Linked DNA regions of Homo sapiens: all the other regions are linked to region 1. The links are chromatin contacts, found by Hi-C or POLR2A ChIA-PET in ENCODE. All regions are on one chromosome and are shown on one strand. Each heading gives the region's core, a stretch centred on a gene start or an enhancer-like site at or near the end of the contact. The rest is flanking DNA. Distances are from core to core; before and after follow the strand shown. Region 1 holds the start of CHST12 (carbohydrate sulfotransferase 12). Region 2 overlaps MAD1L1 (mitotic arrest deficient 1 like 1). Region 3 overlaps GNA12 (G protein subunit alpha 12). Region 4 overlaps MAD1L1 (mitotic arrest deficient 1 like 1).

What was found. A loop is a pair of places that touch in the nucleus more often than their neighbours do. ChIA-PET counts read pairs that join two places held with the same protein, here RNA polymerase II (POLR2A). Pooled maps may share reads with other maps.
Region 2: a loop to region 1 is called in a pooled map, with 4 times the contacts of the local background. The contact joins the enhancer-like site here to the promoter of CHST12 in region 1. A Hi-C loop is called at or near these places in 1 of 168 maps with a recorded cell type or tissue (CD4-positive, alpha-beta T cell), 4 of 37 single-sample maps with no recorded cell type and 8 of 50 pooled maps. POLR2A ChIA-PET finds 5 or more read pairs at or near these places in 1 of 52 experiments (activated naive CD4-positive, alpha-beta T cell).
Region 3: a loop to region 1 is called in a map of posterior vena cava, with 11 times the contacts of the local background. The contact joins the enhancer-like site here to the promoter of CHST12 in region 1. A Hi-C loop is called at or near these places in 1 of 168 maps with a recorded cell type or tissue (posterior vena cava), 3 of 37 single-sample maps with no recorded cell type and 3 of 50 pooled maps.
Region 4: a map of K562 shows a loop between it and region 1 (7-fold over the local background). The contact joins the enhancer-like site here to the promoter of CHST12 in region 1. A Hi-C loop is called at or near these places in 1 of 168 maps with a recorded cell type or tissue (K562) and 2 of 50 pooled maps. POLR2A ChIA-PET finds 5 or more read pairs at or near these places in 2 of 52 experiments (B cell and BJ).

What each region holds. Positions count from the first base shown.
Region 1 is chr7:2,401,885-2,405,272 of GRCh38, reverse strand. It overlaps CHST12 (carbohydrate sulfotransferase 12), which reads right to left and starts at 1,662. Exons shown (of 2, transcript NM_018641.5): 1 at 1,600-1,662. RefSeq lists silencers at 1,366-1,535, 1,626-1,995 and an enhancer at 2,086-2,185.
Region 2 is chr7:2,102,599-2,105,876 of GRCh38, reverse strand. All of the region lies in intron 11 of MAD1L1 (mitotic arrest deficient 1 like 1), which reads left to right. Among named protein-coding and RNA genes, the nearest start is that of SNORA114, 15 kb to the right of the region's middle. RefSeq lists enhancers at 1-489, 1,309-1,603, 1,823-2,489. Within about 2 kb of position 1,481, at least 12 of the 41 ENCODE cell types and tissues checked have a DNase peak (open chromatin) inside an H3K27ac peak, as active enhancers do.
Region 3 is chr7:2,809,988-2,813,674 of GRCh38, reverse strand. The region is part of intron 1 of GNA12 (G protein subunit alpha 12); the gene reads left to right. Among named protein-coding and RNA genes, the nearest start is that of GNA12, 32 kb to the left of the region's middle. RefSeq lists a silencer at 1-35. Within about 2 kb of position 1,905, at least 16 of the 41 ENCODE cell types and tissues checked have a DNase peak (open chromatin) inside an H3K27ac peak, as active enhancers do.
Region 4 is chr7:2,017,247-2,020,408 of GRCh38, reverse strand. All of the region lies in intron 12 of MAD1L1 (mitotic arrest deficient 1 like 1), which reads left to right. Among named protein-coding and RNA genes, the nearest start is that of SNORA114, 70 kb to the left of the region's middle. RefSeq lists enhancers at 1-416, 458-607 and a silencer at 748-797. Within about 2 kb of position 1,333, at least 22 of the 41 ENCODE cell types and tissues checked have a DNase peak (open chromatin) inside an H3K27ac peak, as active enhancers do; they include B cell, where a contact is called at or near this core.

The DNA of each region.
Region 1 (3,388 bases), core at 413-2,912:
GGGTTTCACCATGTTGGCCAGGCTGGTCTCGGACTCCTGACCTCAGGTGATCCGCCCGCCTCTGCCTCCCAAAGTGCTGGGATTACAGTCACGAGCCACCTCGCCCGGCCTTCCAGTCTTAGCTTCCAACCCAATCCTCAAACCCCACTTCATCAAGAACACGGCGACCCACCATCTCCCCCAAACATCACTTTCACTTCCACATCTCTGCATGCCCTTTGCCTCCAAACGCCCCAATTCATAGGTCCTCTCCACTGTGGAAAATGTCGGAAAATGTCGCCACATTCTGTTAACGCCTGCACCACAGTCTCAACTCCACACAGTTGTAGCCAGGCTGGCCGTGAGCTCCCAGGGCAAGGCCCACGCTATTACCGGCATCTACCCCAGCTTAGCATCTTGCACTCGATTGGAGGTTTGATAATAAAGCTGGAGTCAGCTGAGTGACAGCAGACAGTTACTGCTGGCCCCAAAGCGTCAGCCCAAAGTCCCATAAACTCCTTTGCAGGGAAATCAAACATCTATGCCATTCCAGGCAGGTGCTCTTTCAGATCTCAAGCGTTGCACCTTCGTGTAGCAATCTCCTCATTACCCCTGTTTTCTCTCCATCCTCACTCAGACACCAGCCCTGACTCCCAACACCAGATGCTCACGGTGAGGGGCTAACCCGGGTCCCCGCGTGGGGGTAAGTGGGGGACCCGCTGAGCTGTCCCCAACCACCCACAGCCGGGAACAGCACCGTAGGGCCTGGTGTCCTGGAAGATGTACTGCGTCCAGCACCGCGCCTGCAACTCACATTCCTATTCACCCCGGGGCTTCCGAGTCCCCACAGCCCCGCTTATGAACTAAATAATTTAATAATGCTGGAAACACTATGGCTTGTTGTGCTGCCTGCCAGACGGAGCCTCTGCCCGAGCCAAGGCTTTGCCGGCGGTGTCTCGGTGGCCGGGAGCCCGCAGAGGAGGTCTAAGTCCCACTGTTCCCGGACTAAATGCACGGTTTCCTCTCCCAGAGGGGCAGGGCTGCGGCTTCTGGAGTGAGAGGTCATTTAAGGGATACCCTGAGCGACCTGCCGGTGCTGCTGGCGTCTGCAGGCTCCAGGGCTGCGGTCGGCGGGGCCGGGGAGCCCCGTTCAGGTGACAGCAGGCACACGGGGGCCCTCGGGAGCTGGGGATCCTGGAACTCCAAGCCCGGGAATTGGTCCTACCCCTGCCGGGCGGCAGAGGCTGATGCCGGGCAGGGGGACTCCTGGGGGCCGGCGGGGCCGCTGCAGCCTCTGCTGTCGCTGAATCAGAACCACAGATTTCTCGTCCAGACCCCGAGGAGCCGCAGAACGCGCTGATCAGGGCCCCAGGGCTGGGTCCCCCTGGCCGAGGACGACGAGCGGGGCTCAGAGAGGGCGCGCGCAGGGCCAAGGTCACACTGCGCGCCGGCGCGGGAACTCGAACCCAGGCCCAAGCCGCGCCCGCCAGGCCAGGTTAAGGAGAGCCGACCCGCGCCCCTCAGCGCGGCCCGGGACCCCCGCCCGGGCCCTGGGAGCCCAGCACTGGCCGAGAGAGAGGGAGACCGCGCCCCGAGCCCGCCGCCCGCCGCGCCCCTCACCTCGCGACCCTCACCTCGCGCCCCTCACCTCGCGCCCGCAGCCGCCGCCGCCGCCCCGCGACTAGCGGACCCCCCAGAGGCAGCCCTCGCCGGCCCCGCCCCCGGCGCAGGAGCCCCTCCTACCGGTCGTCTTCTCGCGAGACGTCGCGGCCGCCGGAGGGGCCACGGAGGCCGAGGGGCGCCCGCCCTCAGCGCGCCTGCGCCCGGCCAGCCCGCCCGCCCCCGCCCTCGCGAGCCAGTGCCATGTGGCGCCGTATTTACGGCCAGAGATCGACTCCGCCCACCGGCCGCCACGAGCCACGCCCCTTTCTCAGCAGCCAATCCGCGGCGTTGACTCCGCCCCGGCGGACCGGGCGCGCGGCGGCTCGGGGACGCGCAGCTGTCTCGCCGTTCGACCCGGGAGCTCCACGTTGCAGCCAAACACGATCCCGTTAACCAACCTTTATGCAGTGCCTGTTGTCTATCCGACCCTTTCTCGAGCATCGGCTCATTGGCAAAGGATCGTGATGCTCACCGGCTGGGGCTTGAGACTCGCTGTGTGACCTTGGGCAAGTGACTTAACCTCTCTGAGGTTGTCGCCAATCCGTAAAATATAATAGGTTAGTGACCCTACCTTTCAGGGAGTATGTGAGACAAACGAGATGACACGGGTAAAGAGCTTAGCAAGATGCCTAATGCATAGTGAGCATGCAGTAATTGTTCTTGGCATCAATGTAGTTTTGTGTGTTTGTTTGTTTATTTTTTTAGAGACAGGATCTCACCGTGTCGTCCAGGATGGGGTGCAGCGGTGCAGTCACAGCTCACTGCAGCCTCGACCTCCTGGGTTCAAGCCATCCTCCCACCTCAGCCTCCCAAGTAGATGGAACTACAGACAGGTGCCACCACACCCGGCTAATTTTTAATTTTTAATAGAAACGGGGGTCTCACTATGTTGCCCAGGGTGGTCTTGAACCCCTAGACTCAAGCAATCCTCCTGCCTCAGCCTCCCAGAGCTCTGGGATTACAGGCGTGAGCCACCGCGCCAGGCCCAGTCATTTTTTTTTTAAATTATGGTAAAATATATAGAACATAAAATTTACCATCTTAACCTTTGTTGTTGTTGTTGTTGTTGTTGTTGTCGTTGTTGTTGTTGTTGAGACAGAGTCTCGCTCTGTCGCCCAGGCTGGAATACAGTGGCCCGATCTCGGCTCACTGCAAGCTCCGCCTCCCGGGTTCACGCCATTCTCCTGCCTCAGCCTCCCGGGTAGCTGGGACTTACAGGCGCCCGCCACCACGCCCGGCTAATTTTTTGTATTTTTAGTAGAGACGGGGTTTCACCGTGTTAGCCAGGATGGTCTCGAACTCCTGACCTCGTGATCCGCCCGCCTCGGCCTCCCAAAGTGCTGGGATTACAGGCGTGAGCCGCCGCGCCCGGCCCATCTTAACCATTTTTAAGCACTCCCTGCAGTGGCATTAAGCACTTTCACATCCCCACCATCCACCCCAAGAACTTTTTCAATCCGTGATATTTTTAGTTGGCCCCCTCCGATGGACTCCCGAGGCAGCCTTCCAACCAAGGTCATCTCTTCACTCTTCCACTCCCTGCAGCCAGTCCCAAAGGAGTTCCGAACCCACCGGGCCCTGGAAATGTGGAAGTGAGGGAGACGGGCAAGGCCCCTGCCCTCCTGTATTCTAGTGGGGGGGAAAAGCAACAAACAACCACCACAAAATATATGTGTATATTATATACACACTCACAGTAGATAATATGTTTATACGTATGTGTAATGCATACATGTTACCTATGTGT
Region 2 (3,278 bases), core at 232-2,731, 300 kb after region 1:
ATGGGGGCCTTTCCTGCTGCCCTACCCTGGAGCTGGGGAGCGGGGTGGGTGAGGAGCGTTGAGGAGGAGAGAGCTGGAGCTGGTGGTACTGGGGTTTTGGCTGGGCGTCTCACGTGCCTGGACTTTCTGGTCTCATCTGGAAGGTGGTCTCTTACTGGACCGTGCGGGGGTGAGGAGACAGGCCGAGGCCACCAGGTAAAGCAGGGCTGTGGTGAGAGAGGCCCCATTTTCCCTCAGAACCTTCACAGTGCGTGGCTGGCCTTGGCAAGGCTGCATGGCTGGTCCCAGGGCTTCCTGGCCTCGTTACTTCCTGGCTTCAGGGCAGTGTAGGAGCAGCCACAAAGCAGACATTTGGGTTGTCCTTTATGAATGCCTCGGGTGATGATCCACGCTCCCTGCCTTGCCCCAGCGCAGGCTGTGCCCGCCCACCCTCCCGTGGAGCCCACGCTTTGCTCTGCCTGCTGCTGCCAGGCCAGCAGAGACCGCCCCGTAGGGCACTGCGGTTTCTGCGGCCTGTTCTGCCCTGAGTGGCCTTCCTCCCCTGCTCTTAGCTGGGCCCCCTCACTCCACCTCGCTGCTGGCTTTGTTGCCTTTCAGGCTGTGACCACCTGAAGCCAGCTCGTGTGTTAGTGCCCTTTGTTAGTAACCAACCCCTTGTCGGCAGAGACCTTCCCTTTCTGCTCACTGGAATATCCCCAAGCAGGACGGTGCGGTGTTTGTGGCCTCAGAGAGTGAGGCTCTCCCGGGCTGCAGAGGCACAGCCAGTTTCTTCCCGGCAGACCTCTTTTCAGAACAGCCCCTCACTGCGGTGTCCGGCCCCTGGGGAAGCCGGGCTCTGACTGGGTGGGTCAGCCCTCAGGCTGTGCCAGGAATCCCATCTCCAGGCGGGCTGTGCGTAGTTCCCTTCGTGTTTTAACATTTAGGAGGTGAGCGGTTTCCTTCCCTGAGCTCCGGAAAGAGTCCCCAGGGCTTGCGGGGGGACCTACCCTGCATTGCACGTTGGAAGGAGAGGCAGCTGCAGGCTGAGCCCACATGGCTGTGCACGGCCTGGCGTGGGAGCTGCAGTGATTTATGTGACCTGTGCTCAGATAATTAAAGTGGGATTTGGCAGTGAGGTCTTTCATGGCAAAGGCGTTAGGGATGTCACAATGAGGCATGTAAGTATAAAACAGTTATGTTTTCAAAGGCGTTAGGGATGTCACAATGAGGCATGTAAGTATAAAACAGTTATGTTTTCAGGTTAAGAATTTAACGAGGAGTAAATTCATTTAAACCGAAGAGCTGGCTTAAGGGGAGCTTTCGTGGAAGATCTGTAGTTGCTGGCATTTCATTCCTTCTCATTTGAGCCCAGCCTGTCTCTGGTGGCAGAGCGCGTGTTCCGAGTGTCCAGGTGCCGCAGCCGCCCCCTGTAGGCACCAGCGTGTTTGACATGCGGGTCAGGGATCTGACGCAACAGGCCGCCTCCACATGCCAGACTGCGTCCCCCTTGGCCTGCTATTGCGCCGCCGTGACGGCTCTCCTTCGCGGAGGGGCGGGGCTGTGGGGGCTGTCTTCCTGTGTTTTCTCTCCGGGGCCTCATCTGCCTTCAGGAGCCTGTGCAGTGCCACTCGGGCTGAGCAGCCTCCGCCAGTGCACAGGGGACTCCGGGCTTGCCTCTGTGGAGGAGTTTGCCGCTATCTGCTCTGCCTTTGTCCTGGTTCCCCAAATGGAGGCCCAGCCTGCCGTGGTTCTAATCCAGGTTTCTGGTCATCAAAGCAGCATGCCTTTAATAACAGATATGGCCTGTTGTGCAGTTGGCCCGGAGAGCTCTGATCATTACTTATCTGCCACGAGATGCTTTTGCTCAAGGCAGGCTGCTGAGGAGCACACTCCTTACCTTCATTGAATGATTTCCAGACACCGGCTGCATATTTGATTCTCTGCCATGTGTCTGGGGGCCTCTTTCTCCGACGTCCAGCGGGGTGGAGTGTTGTATGGCGTGGCATCAGAACTGGTGGTCTCCCCGCATTCCTTGCCTTTTCCCACCCCATCTCCAGAGTCCGGACACCACCTGTGAGACTGTCCCTCTGCCTGGGGATGCGGAGGGACTCCGTGCACAGTGGTTCAGGGGGTCTGCTTATGCCACACTGCTGGGATCTGGGCAGGGAGGAGGACAGCACCTGCCCTCTGAGTAGCCGCCTCCCTGGCTCCTCCTCGTGGCCGCTCCCTCCTTCTCCCCTGTGGGATCGAGTCTCAGTGTTCTGGCTGTGCTGCCCGGCTCCTGAGAGGCCTTCGCAGGGGCTCCCAGGGCTGCCTGGTGGTGGGCTTTGCCCCAGTGCTGGCCCATCTGCGGTTGCCCCGCCCAACAAAGAGCACGGTGGTCGAGAGCCCCGCCGCTGTGCAGTGGCCTCGGGGGCGGGTGAGATCTGCTGCACTGCTGTATCGCCTCACCCTCTGTCCTCTCAGGTGCTCACCCACTTCTTCCAAACAGAAACGTCATCACTAGGCATGGCGATGTCCCATGTGCCGTCTACTGAGCGGCGGGGCAGGCAGGCCCAGGCCTTCACTGAGTGCAGGAGCGCAGGTATGACTGTGTGTGCAGGGCCCGTCGGGGCAGCCATGGCTTGGGCTGCGACCCGGCCCTCAGCGTGGCCGGATGGACGGCCTCCCTCTGGACACACCATGTGGGCTGAGAGCTGAAGCGTGGTCGGAGCTGCCCCTTTGTAGGGTGCAGGGGCAGGGGAGAGAGCCCGTTCCAGGCAGAGGCAGCAGCAAGCGCAGGGGCCCTGAGGTGGGAGAGGACGCGCGTCTCCAGCAGGCAGGCAGCGTGGCCAGGCCTGACCCAGCGCTGACCCAGGTGTTGGCAGCATCACGGAGGCTGCCTCCTCTGAGTTGTGGAGCTGATGTCCTGAGAGGGGACAGTGCCACCTCTGCCGAACCTGTTTTCTCCGTGTGCCTTATACACCTGAGGAGAGGCCCGCTTTAGGAGTGGGTAGGAGAAGACGCCATCTCTGGGCATTGTCTCTGGAGTGACAAGGATGCGTCTCATGCTGAGGATGGCGTGGAGAGTGGTCCTGAGAGTGCTGGTGACGGTGGAGACGGTGACGGCCATGATGGTGCGAGGGTGGCGGTGACCGTGGTGTCACTGATGGTGACAGTGGTGATGGTGGGGACGTGGTGAGAGTGCTGGTGACGGTGGTGATGGTGTGGAGAGTGGTCCTGAGAGTGCTGGTGACAGTGGAGATAGTGACAGTGGCGATGATGGTGCGAGGGTGGTGGAGACCGTGGTGTCACCGATG
Region 3 (3,687 bases), core at 656-3,155, 410 kb before region 1:
CTGACAGCTCACATGGGGCGATTGCCTCCATTTCCATTTTCATTTCCTTCACAGATTGGTTTGCTCACCATCCAGCATGTTTGTTTGTTTTTTTTTCCCCACCTGAGAGCTCTCCCGGAATGTCCCCAGCCTCTCCCTCTGGAGGTATAGCAGATATTGTGGTGGCTTCCTGCAAGGAGCGCTGTGCTGGCATCACTCAGTGATGTCCCCTTACGCAAGCTACACTGACTGGGAACTTCTGTTCCCTCTGGGGAAGGGGAGGTAGGAGGAGACTCTCCCCTGGATGCCCCTTAATAACCAGTGAAATTGGTACTATGGGCATGGAGTCATCTATTTTTTAAAATAATTTAAATGAAAACATGACTGTGGAGAAAGCCGGTTTCCTCAAAGCTCATAAATATTTATAGTTTGAAACTTTGTTTCATCTTAGAGCTTGAAAATATAAACTGTAACCTCTTGTTATAGAAGGGGAAACAATTACCTTTTAAAGGTTGCTGGATACCAGGCAGGAGGATCACTTGAGGCCAGGAGTTCAAGACCAGCCTGGGCAGCATAGCAAGACTGTGTGTCTACAAATAAAATTAGCTGGGTATGGTGGTGAATGCCGGTAATTCCCAGCTACTCAGGAGACTGAGCCTGGGAGTTTGAGGCTGCAATGAGCCATGATTGCACCACAGCACAGCAGCCTGGGCGACAGAGCGAGACTCTGTCTCTAAACATAAAATTTTTTTTAAAGTTTGAAAAGTAAAGGTCACTGGATTCTTTTGATTTTATATATGTGTTTATCCTTTATCCTTAAACCTAACAAAAAAGGGGCCAAATAACTGCTTTGTTTACCAACTTTCTCATTAGAGGTGGGGTTTCCTAGGCATCTAGACAGATGCTGAGTTTTATAAATGTAACGTCTGTGCCTTCATGTGGCCCTGGTGAAGCACCATCGTAGAAGGTGGCTGTGACTGACAGGAGCACAAAGCCCCTGATGTGATGTGATGTGATGTGATGTGATGTGATGTGATGTGATGTGATGTGATGTGATGTTATTTTTGAGATGGAGTTTCACTCTTGTTGCCCAGGCTGGAATGCAGTGGCACAATCTTGTCTCACTGCAACCTCTGCCTCCTGGGTTTAAGTGATTCTCCCACCTCAGCCTCCTGAGTAGCTAGGACTACAGGCATGCGCCACCACACCCAGCTAATTTTGTATTTTTAGTAGAGACGGGGTTTAATCATGTTGGTCAGGCTGGTCTCAAACTCCTGACCTCAAGTGGTCCGCCCGCCTCAGCCTCCAAAGGTGCTGGGATTACAGGCGTGAGCCACCGCACCCAGCCTACAAAGCCTCTGATTTTAGCAAAGCACCAAGGCCTAAGGACTCTGCCCGTGTCTTAGCAGCTTTAGAAGGAAAAGCAAGCCAAGAAAAACATTGAGTTATTTACCATAATTCTGAAGAAAAGCAAATGTGAGTCCTTAAGGGAGGAATTCTGACTTTCTTGAAACAGATTAGTTTTTTTCATGGAATTAGTAACACAGGGACTTACTTGCCCGGTTTTAAGGTTTTTGGTGAGGAGTTGCCTGAAACGCAAGTTCTCTTGAGAGTTTTTTCAGGTTTTTGGAGAGGAGTCGCGTGAAACGCGGGTTCTCTTGAGTACTTACAGCCCCTTCCCACTGCCCCTGGGAAAGCTGTGGTGCTGCCTCTCTAGGGAAACAAATAAGCGCTGCTCTGTGCGTGAAAAAAACAGATTTCCTTTCGTTTTATAAGATGGACGGGGACATGGGACTTTTCACTTGGCTCTTAAGGGAGGGGCTTTTTGAGAAGTAGACACTGGTGTCCTGCGTGGCCTGCCGGACTGTCTTTTCAGCTGTCAGCAGAACCCCTCTGAAGGGAGCACCAGTTTCAGCAGCGTCCGTGCCGCAGGGAAGACATGGCAACATCAGAGACCAGCACAGCTGTGGGTGAAACTGGACAGCAGCCCTTGGGCAGCATTGGCGGCTAGGGTTTAACCAGAGCCTGTCAGGGGAAGCGCTTCTGGTTTTGCAATCGTTCTTTACAACCTTACGAAATCTGTGCCGTGTGCTTTCAGGTAAATGGATTTCACTTTGAGGTCCCTTCTCAAATGATTTTTTAAGAAGTCTATATAGTTGGCAAAAATTTGATAAAAGTTACTTCATTGGTCATGACATAAAGTTATCTGAGTAAGAAGAAGCAGCACACTTATTCTCCTGTACCTCTGGAACATGTGAGCACCCTGGTTGTTCTGGGCTTTCTCTGCCAAGGCTGGGAAACTAGAGTTCTGGCAGCTTTGTTGCTCCTTTGTCTTCTGTGTGAGCCGCGGTGTCATCAGCCAGGTCACCCCGCTTGCAGCACAGTCGCTGTGCTCTGGGCATCGGTGGAGCGGGGAGCTCTGGTTGTGCACAGAGGGCCAGGTGTAGATGTTGTGCACAGAAGTCAGCCCCACCCAGGTTAGGCTGAGCCGTCTTCCCTGAACCTGAAATGGTTCGCCTGGAGCCCACGTGTGCACAGCCTGGGGGCTCTGGGCCAGGGTTCCTTGTAGTCTGTATTTCCTTTCCAATTCTGATCTCCTTTTTGCTGCTGGGAGATGAAATCCCCTCACTTGACGACTCAGGAAGCATCTGTTTCTTCTGATTCTTGGGACTTGCCATCTCCAAAGGCTGAGCTGCGGGCCTGGGTGTCCCTGTTGAATGAGAGCGCTCCAGGGCCTCCTTCCACATGTTATCTCATTATCTTTTTGTTTTTTTCTTTCTTTCTTTCTTTCTTTTTTAAGACAGAGTTTCACTCTTGTCACCCAGGCTGGAATGCAATGGCGTAATCATGGCTCACGGCAACCTTTGCCTCCTGGGTTCAAGTGATTCTCTTGCCTCAACCTCCCACGTAGCTGGGATCACAGGCACCTGCCACCATGCTCATACCCACCTAATTTTGTGTTTTTAGCAGAGATAGATAGGGCTTTAACATGTTGGCCAGGCTGGTCTCGACCTCAGGTGATCTGCCCGCCTCAGCCTCCCAAAGTGCTGGGATTACAGAAGTGAGCCACTGTGCCCGGACTTTTCTCATTATCTTGCCAGTGACCGTGAGGTCCATCATTTGGAATCCAACTGTAAAAAAAAAATTATTGACAAAACCCAAGGAGTAAGTTCCTTCTAAAGGCTGTAGCATGGTTTTTGTTAGCAGTATTACTAATACTGTTATTATTTTACTCATTTGCAGTGCTATGGTCTGAATGTGTCCATCTCAAAATTCCTATGTTGAAATCCTAACCCTTAAGGTGCTGGTGTTAGGGGGTGGGGCCTTTGGGGAGTGATGAGATCACAAGGACAGAGCCCTCATGAATGTGATTAGTGTCCTTATAAAAGGGACCTTAATGAGCTTGTATACCCCTTCCACCATCTGAGGACACAGTGAGAAATCACCGTCTAGGAGCCAGAAAGTGGGCCCTCACCAGACACCAGTCTCCATCTTAGAGTCCCAGCCTCCAGAACTGTGAGAAAGAAATCTCTGCTGTTCAAGCCACCCGCCTGTGAGGTTTTGTTATAGCAGCCCAGACTAACACATGCAGCGAACCTGAAATATTCAGCTGCGTACTTCTTAAGCGATCCTCTCCCCTCCTGGGGTTGACCCCTTTCTAATGTCAAACCATTTCCCTCTAAGAAGGTGATTGTAATGATACTAGAA
Region 4 (3,162 bases), core at 84-2,583, 380 kb after region 1:
GCCGCAGGAAGGCAAGGGTGGGGGCCGCATGGTGCCGGGGCCGGGTGCACGCCTTGATGGGAATGCTGGGGTCACGCTGGGGCTGTGGATAGCAATCTCGGGCCTCGTGAGTTCCTCCTTCCGGCAGCCCAGAGCGGGGGTTAGTGCCCCCCCCGATCATGGAGAGCCACTTCCAGTGGTCTCACCAGTGAGGCTGTCCATGGCACTGCCTCCCCGGGCTGGGCGCTGACCCCGGGACTGTAGGGCCGCAGCCTGGGCGGCTCCTCTGTTTGCAGCACCAGCCGGGGCTCTGCCCCTCCGTGGTCTGAGCGACAGGGCAGCCACAACAGCTCGCAGCTGCTGAGTCCTCTTCCCTCAGCCCTGTGCCTGCCTGGCGGTTCTGAAGATCAAATGAGGTAACGTGTGCTTAAGTCATATGTAGCATTAGCATGCTGTGCTGATGTCACCAATTAAAATCTGCCTGAGTGAATCATACTTGAAAACAGTCAGTTGTCAAAAAAAAAAACCTCGTTTAGGGGCAGCAGGCCCAGGAAAGAGAAGCGAGGGACAGACAGGAGGCGAAGCGTTCTGTAGTTGGTTGTGGGGGCCAGGGCATCCGGCCCAGGAGCAGGCGTGGGCCGAGCACAGGGACGCCGCCTCATGTGCACTCAGCACTGTGGCGTGGCGAGGCGTGGCCTTGCGTTGGGGGTGGTGAGGCGTGGCCTTGCGTGGGTGGAGGGTGGCGAGGCGTGGCCTTGTGTGGGGGGTGGCTGGGGCTGGGCCGGGCAGCCCGACCCCCACCCCCAACCCCTGTGGCCGTAAGTGGCCCTCCTTGCTGCCCTTTCCATTGACGGGTGCTGTCTCCATGTACTTATTAATCCTGGTGCACCTTTTAAGCACTCTTTGGGGCATTCGTGCCCCCGTTTTGCACAAGGAGGGTGGGTTCAGAGACGTTAGGTCCCTTGCCCAAGGGTGCACAGCTGGTCTGTGTCAGATTGGAGCGCAGGACTGTCTGACCCGCGTGGGTCCTCCGAGGCGCTTATTACTGCCGCTTTCGCCTGTCATCATGTTCTCGATGGGCCCCACGGATGCCAGAGTCCTGCTCATTTGGGAAACGACCAGCTGGGATGAGGGTTCCAGAGAGAGGCCTCCTGCCTCTCCCAGCCTCTGTCCCAGCAGGGCCTTCTCCTGTCTGGGGCGATCTTGCTGCTGGGGTCACAGCAGACCTGTCCAGGCTGGTGACTGGGGGTCTGGGGAAAGAGTGGGCAGAGGACTCTGGGGAGGCGGGTGGCAGCGAGGAGATGGTGCCGGCGTCAGTGGGCAGAGCCGTGTCTGCAGCCCCACGTTCCCGCCTGAATCTATTCAGTTTCTTGTGGTGGCTCCATGCGTCGGGAGAGGTAATTAGAACAGGGCTTTTCAGCTATTTATGACCATACATTTCCTTTTCTAAAAAAAGGAGAAGTTGTGGAGTGACTCAGAGTTGGGTGGAGGTGGCTGAGCTGAGGTGGGATGGGCTTGGGAAGAGGCCCTGCAGAGAATGTCGCATGTGCAGAACAGCCTTGGAGCCCTTGCAGAGTGGGCCTCGGCCTTGGGCTGGAGGGGGCGGAGGGAGGGAGGCAGGCTCCACAGCACTGGTGGCAGAGGCCGGGCGGGAGTGGGTGGCGGAGGCTGGGTGAGGGAGGAAGATGGGTGAGGGGCTGCTGCTTCATTGGAGGGGGCACGCGGTACTCAGCTTACTTCTGGGCTTCTCTGGAAAGTGGGGGTTGGTGCTGGGGCTCTAAGGAGGGGCCTCTGCATATGGAGCTGCCTGCCTGCCTCACACAGCCCCTTCAGGCTGCCACTGACTCCCAGGAGGGAAGCCCTCTGTGTCCATGGTGTGGACTTAGGGAGTGCTGGGCGCCTGCCTCACCAGGCGTGGCCATGGCCAGAGGCTGTCCCCATCGTGCGGGACGCGCCTGCCCCACCTGCCTGCTCTCCTGGCCATCTTTCACGAGCAGCTGTAGTCATAGTGGAAGAACCAGGCAGACAGCAGCGAGGACAGAAGTGACCACCGTGGCTGCCGTGCATTCATCGCCTGTGTATGCGGGTTCCGTGTGCCTGGTTTTCTGTGCCATGCTGCATTTGAACTTCGCAGTGAGGCTGAGGCGTTCTCTGCCCTCTCCTGTGTGGTTGAGTGTCCTCACACTCAGAGAGGCTCTTTGTTTTTCCCAAGGTCACACATCTAGTTACGGTCCAGGCAGGATGTGGGCTTCGTTGGGTGTGTGTGTTGGGTCTGACTTGGGGGCTGGCCTGGGCATGCACACCTCAAGTGACCGCTGCTTGGGGGCCACGGGGCCGGTCTCTGCCCACTGCGGTGCCTCCGTCCATATCTCCCCTGCCTGCAGCACCTCCAACAGGGCCGGCGTCCTGCAGTCTCCCGCTCCTGTGGGTGCTCTCACCACCCGCAGCCCTGGTCTCTGTCTCGGCTTCCTGGTCTCGCTGCTCTGATCTCCCCTGCCCTTCCCAAGCCCAGGCCCAAGGGCTGTGCCCTGGGTTTCTTCTTCCAAGGGCACTGGGCCCTATTCTGCCCACTGTCTCAGCCCCTGCTGCCCAGGTGTCCTGCCCCCTGCTATGGCGTTCTCAGCCTCTTTGGGAATCTGTCTCTCATTGCGTGGGAATCATCGGCATGCTTGGGGCTTATACTCAAAAGCTCTGTGGTAATTAGCGCGCCGGAGCACCTGCTGATGAGGGAATGAGCGTCATTATCTCTCTTGCTCTTTCGCAAGGGTCCTCTGGGCGCCTACTCAACGCTGTTCCCTCTGATTGGAGTGCCCTTCCCCACCGCTGCCTCCCAGGGCGCCCAGATCCTTCCTGCAGCCTCCCTGGGTGAGCAGCCCCTCTGCCCGACTATCGCAGGCCAGGGCAGAGCCGCCCTCTACTGCTGCCCCCGGCCCCCATCGGCCGGTGTATCCAGGGCACCGAGGCCCTGTCCTCAGCTGACTTCTTCCAGGTGATGCCGACTGCTCACCTTCTCTTCACATGGCCGTTCGTTGCATGATGAGCACATTCTATTCCTTAGAACCGGGACGTTTCTGTACCTAAGGAGGAGCAGCCAGTGGACAATGTAACTCTGCTGGGTGCTTCTTAAAGCGAGTCTGGGACGCCCCCGTCAGCACTGCCAGCCGCCTGTTTGTTCAGCAGTTA